Linked DNA regions of Homo sapiens: regions 2 and 3 are each linked to region 1. Evidence: chromatin contacts called from ENCODE Hi-C or POLR2A ChIA-PET data. All regions are on one chromosome and are shown on one strand. The core of a region is the stretch at or near the end of the contact, and the rest is flanking DNA. Distances in the headings are between cores, read along the strand shown.

Region 1 (3,111 bases), core at 299-2,798:
AACGTGGGACATGAAAACAAGTCTTAGGAGTTTGAGAAGGGGCTCCCAGGACAGGCTCCTCTGCTTTAAGGAGCCTGTCCTGGGAGAATAAGCAGGGCCCCAGTATGTGCAGAAGTTGTCAGGGGGTGCCCAGGGGTATGGTGAAGGAGAGGTAGTCCCCAAGGGCACCCCAGCGGGGCCGGTAGATCTGGAAGATGGTGATCCAGGAGGTGAGCACTATCACCCAGAAGAGGAAGCCCACAGCTGAGCGCCAGACATCTGTCATGGGAAACAGAAGCTGGAAGGGTTGGCCTCCGGCTGCTCTCCAGACTTCCCTAGACCAGCCTTCCCTTCTCACCCAGAGCCCCAACATTTTGGATCCTCCATTGTCCCTTCCCACCAAGATTCCCCGCTTCCCCCTCTCCCCTGCCACTGGCCTCCCTCCTCTGTGCTCTAGACTCACAGCCTTTGATTTGGCTCTGTTCTGTGTAGGCTGGGACAAGGAAGGCCTCTCGGAAGAACCAGAAGATGTTGACCAACCAGAGAAAAGGCAGGAAAGCAAACCCCCCTAGGGAGAAAGAAAAACAAACAAACAAACCCCAAAACCTCATAAGGCAATGAAGATCTTCTCCAACTCCCACCGAGATCTATTTGGAAGAAACTCTCCCACACCCAAGTTCAAATGGAGATTTCTGTTGTCAGGGACTCAGGAATCTGGCTCCTCTTTGGGATCCAGGAATCTGATTCCTCAACCATCTCTTTCACAGGACCCAAGAGTCCAGGCCCTCAATCCCCCTCCTCTCTTGGGATCCAGAAATTGAGGCCCCAGCTTCCTCATTCCTCAGGACCCAGGCCCTCCCCACTCAAATCCAGGAGTCGGCGTTCGCAGGTCCTTCATCTCTTAGACTTAAGAATCCAGGCCCCGAGGCCCTCTTCCCTCGGGTGCTCTAGTCCAGTCCCCTCTCTTCTCCTGGGACCCTAGCGATCTGCCTTACCCAGGTAGTACTTCCGGCACAGGTTCAATTTCTCCTCATTGGACACTCGCTCCAGGTTCATAGCTGCGCTGGGGCCGGGTCGTCCCAAGGGTCTGCGGGGCAAGACCCAAGCCTTGACCCTAAGTAACAGATGCAAGGATCACGAACAACCACGCCCCTATTAGAACAAATCAGAGATAAATGTAAAGGTCGGTTTGCTGAAAGCAGGGCATCCCCACCCCCACTAGTAAGCTGGCTGGATTAAAGAGCTCTTTATATTTACTAGGGTGGGCGAAACGACCCCCAACTCACCAGGAGAGCTCACTTCCTCCGGCTGGGGTGCCTTAGCTACTTTCAGTTATGGACGTTTGCGCGAGACGCCCCAGGTTTCCCTGGAGATTGTAGTCTTCTTTGGGCGAGGCAACACTGCACGCATGCGCTGTTAAAAGAACTCCTACCGGGGAGTCTATGGGGAGGGCGCGCGCCTCCCACGCGCAAGCGCCCTGGGGCGTTTCCGAGCGCTTGGTAAGCGCCTGGAGAGGGCAACGAACTACACTTCCCAGTGCTCCTAAGCAACGGAAGTGACGTAAGAGCAGCCAGACCTGGAGGGCTTGGGTAAAAATGGCTGAATATTTAGCTTCGATATTCGGGACTGAGAAGGACAAGTGAGAACGGGCGCTGGGAGTGGACTCTCGGGGGGTCGGGGCCGGGGTACTGGGGTCCTGGGTGGTGGGGCGGTGTTTCTGGGGTGCCCAGCTTCCCCGGCCCTCGGTTCACCTTTGTCTTTGCACCTTTTCCAGGGTTAACTGCTCTTTTTACTTTAAGATCGGGGTCTGCCGGCACGGGGACCGGTGCTCCCGGCTTCACAACAAGCCGACATTCAGCCAGGTGAGACCCGGCACGGAGCCTCGGGGGTTAACGGCTCCCTGGCCCTTCCCCTTCTGGGGCCGTCGTCACCATGTCCCGCCTATTCCGGGTTCCTGAGTCCCTCCCCACCGCCCGGCTTTTTTTCTCATTGGACCTTTCTGCAGGCTCCTCCCACCGGTCTTCGTGCCGTTTTCCCGGGAACTTGGTCGCGCCCCCATGCGTACAGGCTACACACGGCGGCTGTTCATCTTTGCCAGTCCCTTCCATCCCGCTGTTCATCCTTGCCAGTCCCCTCCATCCCTTTTCTGGTTTCTTAGGGGCAAAGGATCGCCGATGCACTCATGATGCTTAGGCTGGGGTGTAAGGTTCCACCCCCAACCTTCATGCCTCACTCTCTGTTCATGCAGCCCTGCCCTCTGAGCTCAGGCCCCGCCCCTTTTAAATTCTGTGCAGACCATAGTGCTGCTCAACCTGTACCGGAATCCACAGAACACAGCCCAAACTGCAGACGGATCACACTGTGAGTAAGGGACCAGGCCTGGGGGCAAGGTGAACAGCCCCCAGTAGGCTACACTCTGATTCCACCCTGCCCGCCCCCACCCCAGGTCATGTGAGTGACGTGGAGGTGCAGGAGCACTATGATAGCTTCTTCGAGGTGAGGGTTGGTAGGGGCAGATGGGGTTTCTTGTGGGAGCTCAGCTGAGTTCCTCCCCGTCTTCCACAGGAGGTGTTCACAGAACTGCAGGAGAAGTATGGGGAGATTGAAGAGATGAATGTGTGCGACAACCTTGGGGACCACCTCGTGGGCAACGTCTATGTCAAGGTGCTTGCTGCCCCCCACTTAGGGCCCAGAAGTGGAGGCGTTTCAATGCCTGATGGTGGCCACTGTAGGCTCTCAGCTTGAATTTCATCACTAAATCCAGTCCAGCCCCAGAGCGGGTAGTGAGTCCCCTGAAGATCTCTGAGTTCTCCTGCTGACCCTGACTGACATTTCCTGCAGTTCCGGAGGGAGGAGGATGGAGAGCGGGCCGTGGCTGAACTCAGTAACCGCTGGTTCAACGGGCAGGCTGTGCACGGTGAGCTGTCTCCTGTCACTGACTTCCGGGAGTCATGCTGTCGCCAGTATGAGATGGGGTATGGTAGTTCAAGGGTGGGATGGGCACTTGGAATCCCAGACTTTGAATGCGTGGTAGGGGCTGTCAGTGACAATGGCTTCCTCCATCTCTCTACCCTCTATGCAGGGAATGTACCCGAGGTGGCTTCTGCAACTTCATGCATCTGCGGCCCATTT
Region 2 (3,111 bases), core at 367-2,866, 1.1 Mb before region 1:
CAACCTCTGCCTCCTGGGTTCAAGCGATTCTCCTGCCTCAGCCTCCAGAGTAGCTGGGATTACAGGCATGCACCACCACACCTAGCTAATTTTTGTATTATTAGTAGAGACAGGGTTTTACCATGTTAGCCAAGCTGGTCTCGAACTCCTGACCTCAGGTGATCCACCCTCCTCAGCCTCCCAAAGTGCTGGGATTACAGGCGTGAGCCACCGCGTCCAGCTGAGAGATTAAAACTATTAAAGAGCCAAGATATTATTAATACCCTAAAGATCAGCTGGAGCTGGAGCTGGGTATCAGAAATGATCACACAGGTTATGTGCAGTGACTCATGCCTGTAATGCCAGTACTTTGTGAGGCCTACTTGGGAGGATCACTTGAGCCCAGGAGTTCGAGACCAGCCTGGCCAACATGGCGAGACCCTGTCTCTATAAAAATTAGCTGAGTGTGATGGCACACACCTGTAGTCCCAGCTATTCTGGAGGCTGAGGTGGGAGGATCACTTGAGCCAGGGAGGCAGAGGTTGCAGAGAGCCTAGATCGTGCCACTGTACTCCAGCCTGGGTGACAAAGCCAGACCCTGTCTCAAAAAAAACAACAAACAAACAAACAAAAAGAGAAATGATCACATAGAATGGGCATTTGTTCTTGAGATACCAACACTTGTGTGGAGTTATACTGAACTTACACATTTTATGCACTTCAAGTATTTTCTGTTTCACAATAAAAAAAGAAACAACTATTTTAGTTACCTGATAAGTTTGAAAGTACTGAAAAAAATTACTCCTCTGTCAGAAAGTTTAGATGTAGATTGAAATGATGTACATCTAAAAGAGAAGCAAATGAAAACTGGCAAGTGTGTACTTCAGCAAAAAGAATGGCATGAATGGAATTTACAAAACAGTACTAATGTTACTATAAACATTAATTGAAACCAAACACTTTAAGGGCGATTGGAGGATGGGAATAAGGTATTAGGAAGAGTTCTCATGGATTCCCAGACAGGGTACCCCTATAGGGCTGGGCATGTAGCTGTGTCCCATGGATCGTTTCCCCTTCGTTCTATCCCAGGCTGGTACTTGTGGGACAAGAGGTGTCCACCCAGCCGGGCCGAGGCTCGGGCAGAGACGGGACAGACTCGCCACTCGCTTGGCACAGTCTTGTAGGACTTTCCCGCCATGCCACATAGGTCAGAGGCCCACGCAGCGAGCTCCTACTGAAAACCATCGCACCATCCCCCCGGGGCATTTCTGCAGTGTTCCAGGCTCTGGACTACATTTCCCAGGGCCGTCGGGACCAAGGTTACTTCCAGCCTAAGATGGCCTGGGCTTACTGTCCTGTTCCCAGGGCTGGGAGCCTTTTGCAGAGGTAGGGCAGCCTGCATGCCTCCGCTGAAGCTTCCTAAACGCGGCCTGGAATTCTGGAAGCTCTCGGCAGCAGATGTGAGCGGTGTGTGGGCGATGGTCTTTGCCCAGCGAGGGGATGGGGCTCAAATGCAGGGTCCGTTAATGGTGACCGCGGTGTCCGGGGCAGTTAAAGACGGCCCAGGCTCCGGACTACATTTCCCAGAGTGCACCGTTCCCCGGGCAACTTCCTGTCAGCCCTCTGTCCCTTTAGGGTTAATAGAAAGATCGCGGAACCTTCCACCATCAAGGGACCGCAGGGCCGGGTGAGTGATTCCGAGACACAGAAGCCGAATGACTCCGGAGGGCCCGAGGCCGGGGCTGAGGGGAGTGAGGTGCTAATGTCTTTGGAGTTGGTGGCTTTGCCGGCGAGGGAGCGTGGGGGCGAGCGATCGCGATGGGAGCAGTGGATGCGAGAGTGAAATTGATGCAGGAGCTGGGGCCGCGACGGGAGCTTGTGTGTGTGTGTGTGTATGTGTGTGTGTGTGTGTGTGTGCGCGCACGCGCACACGACGTTGACAGGCGCTGTGTGTGACCCTAATGGACTATTTAAATGTGACTGTATGTACGTGATTATGACTGCGTCGCGTTGTGCGTGACCACGTTCGTAAAGGTGGTGATAGCAGCCGCTATGGGGCCAAAAACAAAGAATTGAGCTTTGCGTTGAGTGACAGGCATAGTCCTTCGTGAATGTGTGGGGAGCAGTTTTTGTGCTGGCCCGTAGCTGGATTGGAGTGGGGGCAACCTAGAAGGAGGGGAGAAGAATGGGACACAGTGTAGACAACATAGTTCAAGAGTTTCTCCGTAAATTAGAGCAGAGAAATGGAGCAGCAGGTTGGGGTAGAGGGCTGGGGAAGACGGCTGGGGAACAACCACCCATCAACATGTTGTTGGAAATGAGCCACGAGAGGGGGGAAAAGTCCAGGCAAGGGTAAGTAAACAAGGCTCATCTGTGTGGGTGTAGTTAAAAATGCAAGAATTAAAAAAAATAGAAAAGGGTAATCGCGCTGCAGAGAGTAAACCATGAGCTGAAGATTTCAGATATAGGGGGAAAATACCCTGTGTTTGGTAGAGGTCAACAAAAGTGAGATGTGGTGAGTTATATACAATCTCATGGCAGGAAATTCAAAACTAGAGTTTGTGGAGGGAGGAAGAAAGGTCTGAAGGTAGTGAACAACAAGGAGGCCGGCCATCTGTTCCATTTTCAGACCCACTGGTAAGAGGCTGTAGCTGGGGAAATGTTGAGAGGGCTGCAGAGTCCTCCAGATACAGCCTAGTTTCTGTTAGACTCAGAATGTTAGGGCGTGTTCAAGGAAGTGGTTGAAGATAAAAGAGGAGTTGGTTGTTAATGAATTATGAATTCCATTATGAAGGCATACAGGAAAAGTGTTGAAAGTTGGGAAGAATGAGAAAAGGGGACAAATGAGACTTGATGGTATACAATGTCCGAAAAGACAGTTGACTAGAAATTCTGGGACTTCTTATAGTAGATAAATATAAATACAAGGTTGGATTGACATTTATTCTGGTTGGATTCAAGTCAGTTTTGGAGAGATAGCGTGGGATAGTGAAAGATGATTTCTTGAGTGTGAGAAACAAACTTACCCGTCCCAAAGAATGGACTCAGAGACCCGGAGAACAGCAAAAGTGAGACTTTTAATGATGGTCTTGCAAGATCAGTGTCTGATAGGCACACCCAACAGTTTCAACA
Region 3 (3,111 bases), core at 421-2,920, 1.0 Mb before region 1:
TAAGGAGCCAGGATATTGGTTTGTTTTTGAGGGGTGCCCATCTACTTTATGTAAGAAGCTATAAACTACACTTCTTTCAGTTTCTGCTTAATCCTTGCTCAAACAAGGAATAATTTCTTATTCCAAAGTAGACATTGGTACATCTTTTACTAGGTACATAATTTGGGATGAAGTCTGATAAAGCTCCTTAGAAGTACTTACAGTACACCCTCACAAGGGTGTACCATCTACCCATGGTTTAAACAGAAATTAAAATTCTACCTTCGTGGAAAAATTTGCCAAGTTTTAATGGATTCAGTGCTCATTAAAAACTTTTAGCCTGTCTTGATCTTTAACATAATTATTGGTGTGAAACAATGGCTTCTGTGGAAAATTAAAGTTTTAGTGGTTTGCTATTTGTGAAATACAGGCTTTTTCATGTATCATATTAGCATATAAGCTGGCTTAATCATTAGTACTGATCTTCAAGTTACTAAGACACCAGATATTTGTTACTTTGTAATTTGAGTTTTTAAAAAAATTCCGAAATTGGCTTTTCGATGTGTGAAAAGGACTACTTATTAGATGCTTGTTTTTAAATTTACATTCAATTAATTAAAGCTAGACTCTTTATATTCTTAGGCTTGGTATACTATTTGTATGTTTTGTAGTAAGTGTATAAAAATAATACCTTTGACTTTGTATAAAAAAAATCTTTCTTGCTTTAAAAGCCATGTTGGATTTGCATTCTAGACCGTAATAAATATAACTACTTTAACATAAAAATCTATTTATGTTGTTTATCAGATATTAGGGGTTTTTTTCCCTCTCCTGTCAACCTCCAAATAAAATCGATGCTCCAGAATGATGCCCTCTTATCATAATTTTACAAATACCTGGCTCCAAGGTTACTACCTGATACAAAAATACAATGCTGGTCTCCCAAACAGGCAACTCACATTGACACTCACACAGCTTCCACTCACACCTGCGATCACAAGGCAGCATCTTCGGGCCCTCGTCGGCCACGATCCGCTCCCAGAGAGCATTCGCGCACAATCTTATCCCATCCACGATTTTGATTCCTTTTCTCCCACTTCTTCAACCCTATCCGGGACGAGACCATCAGGTCCCACCTCCACCTTCACCTTCATTTTCCGCGCAATGCAGACTGAGCCCTGGACTCACCCATATACAGATTGAATTGTCCGGTCAGTGTTTCATCCCCTCTGCATTCTGAGGGCGAGTTAGCATCTGGGTGCATGAGTTCCAAACTAACAGCCAGGACCAGGCTTGGAGCCAAGAATCCTTTGGCTCGCATCGTGGCTGGGTTGACCGCTTTTCTGCCCTGGACTACATTTCCCATCGGTTCTACCGTTCGGGGCTACTTCCGCCGAGAACCGGAAGCACGTTTTCCTGTGTCTTACCCCAGATAACAGAGCTGCCAGGGATAATCAGGCCTGACCACTCTAGCGGGCGAGCCGGCCCCATAGCGAGCCGCTCGGCATGAGGGCTCTGCGATCCTCGTTGGAGAGGAGCGGTAAAAGGAAACAAGCCAGGCTTGGAAATGAGAGGCATAGGGAAGCCCGCAGTCGGGCTCTGGACTACATTTCCCAGAGGATCCCGCAGGCCGACGCCACGTCTCGCGAGATTTTGGCTTCCTCTTAGCCAGGTGGCGGGACCGTTTGCTGTGCCGATTTAGCTGCCGCCGCGCCTTGGAGTCCTGAGGAACTTGGCTAGGCTGGCCCCGAGCGGAACCAGAGAATGCTGAGGGTGAGGAATCCGGCTCCGGTCCTTTTGTGTGTGGAGGGCTGAGGAGAGGAGTTTGCGTGTGTGATCGCGATGGCTGCCGTGGGTCTCCGTGGTCTGTGACTGTGGCTGTGTGGTGCTGACTCTGGGTGATCAGGTGGGCGCTTGTGACTGTGCGCGCCCGGAGTGGGTGTGTGTGTCCTGGACGACCCTCGTTGTGCGTGCGGATGTGAAGAACCGGTGACTGTGTGGTTGGACTGCGTGTCCCGGGGTGGGTGTGTGACTTTGCGTGTCTGTGCAGTACCTTGTGTGCGTGAGTTGCAGGTCTGTGGCTGTGCAAGTGCAACTTGTGTGGCCCCTTGGTGTATGTGAGAGAGGAGAGTGTGATTGGCTGTGAGGCAGTGGGTAAGTGGATATGCGGAGGCATGTGTGCGATTGGGACTTTGTGTGTCCCCTTGAGAGAAAAAACTCTTTAGGCAGTTAGGGTGGGACCTTGGTAAAAGTCCTTTAAACAGAGAAACAGCCTGAAAAATCAGGCTGCAGGCATACATAAGGAAAACTCCACAGGGGGGTTGTCCTGAAGACATTCCTCAGCTGCACTGATAAGGGACCGAGGCCCAACATAGAAACGCCTTTGTCCTTTGTGTGACCAGCGGGCTTCCACGAAATAGTCGCTTCTTTTGTGGGCATGTACACGGTGGGCTCTGTTAGATTTTGAAGGGAAGGCGAGGGTTAAAGAAAGAGAGAGAGTTGGCGGCTCTATGGCGGGGACCAACTAAATGCCAGAGCCCACTGCCGCTTCCAGGCTGGGGTAATTACAGGCCTGGGCAGGAGGGGTCTGGGCGGTATGGCTTGTTGCCTGGGAGAAAGTTGATAAGGATGTTTCTTGGGCTTTTGCCCAGCAGGATGTGATAAGGAAGTCAGGCGGTTGGGAAGGATGTTTCGCACAGCCCAAACCCGGGTGGAATGTTTCCCTCTGACCAGGGTCTGTGAAATGGTGGGGGCTTACGAAACGGTGCAGCTTGGACTAACAGGTTCCGGCGGCCACTTTCCTTTTTTGGACATGCTTTAGACTGTGAGCGCGGCCTCTTTGAATCATAACTTCACCCCCTCATTGGTCCCGGGCCAAGCTTTCACTTCAGCCCCTGATTGGTCCCGGGCCAAACTTTCACTTCAGCTCCTGATTGGTCCCGGCCCAAACTTTCACTTCAGCTCCTGATTGGTCCCGGGCCAAACTTTCACTTCAGCCCCTAATTGGTCCCGGGCCAAACTTTCACTTCAGCTCCTGATTGGTCCCGGGCCAAACTTTCACTTCAGCCCCTGATTGGTCCCGGGCCAAACTTTCACTTCAGCCCCTGATTGGTCCTGGGCCAAACTTTCACT

The links. A loop is a pair of places that touch in the nucleus more often than their neighbours do. ChIA-PET counts read pairs that join two places held with the same protein, here RNA polymerase II (POLR2A). Pooled maps may share reads with other maps.
Region 2: a map of CD8-positive, alpha-beta T cell shows a loop between it and region 1 (9-fold over the local background). The contact joins the promoter of ZNF790 here to the promoter of U2AF1L4 in region 1. A Hi-C loop is called at or near these places in 1 of 168 maps with a recorded cell type or tissue (CD8-positive, alpha-beta T cell) and 5 of 50 pooled maps. POLR2A ChIA-PET finds 5 or more read pairs at or near these places in 1 of 52 experiments (activated CD4-positive, alpha-beta T cell).
Region 3: a loop to region 1 is called in a pooled map, with 15 times the contacts of the local background. The contact joins the promoter of ZNF850 here to the promoter of U2AF1L4 in region 1. A Hi-C loop is called at or near these places in 2 of 37 single-sample maps with no recorded cell type and 8 of 50 pooled maps.

Annotation. Positions count from the first base shown.
Region 1 is chr19:35,743,855-35,746,965 of GRCh38, reverse strand. It overlaps U2AF1L4 (U2 small nuclear RNA auxiliary factor 1 like 4), which reads left to right and starts at 1,548. Exons shown (of 6, transcript NM_001040425.3): 1 at 1,548-1,618; 2 at 1,754-1,841; 3 at 2,545-2,643; 4 at 2,821-2,954; 5 at 3,062-3,111. The coding sequence starts at 1,575. PSENEN (presenilin enhancer, gamma-secretase subunit) reads right to left here and starts at 1,315. Exons shown (of 4, transcript NM_172341.4): 1 at 1,266-1,315; 2 at 975-1,131; 3 at 443-547; 4 at 1-258. The coding sequence starts at 1,035. The coding sequence ends at 119. RefSeq lists a silencer at 2,836-2,996.
Region 2 is chr19:36,836,892-36,840,002 of GRCh38, reverse strand. ZNF790 (zinc finger protein 790) reads left to right here and starts at 1,616. Exons shown (of 5, transcript NM_206894.4): 1 at 1,616-1,666.
Region 3 is chr19:36,771,366-36,774,476 of GRCh38, reverse strand. ZNF850 (zinc finger protein 850) reads left to right here and starts at 1,670. Exons shown (of 5, transcript NM_001193552.2): 1 at 1,670-1,752. LOC728485 (a long non-coding RNA gene) reads right to left here and starts at 1,324. Exons shown (of 2, transcript NR_164117.1): 1 at 968-1,324. RefSeq lists enhancers at 1,410-1,569, 1,710-1,849 and a silencer at 1,836-2,130.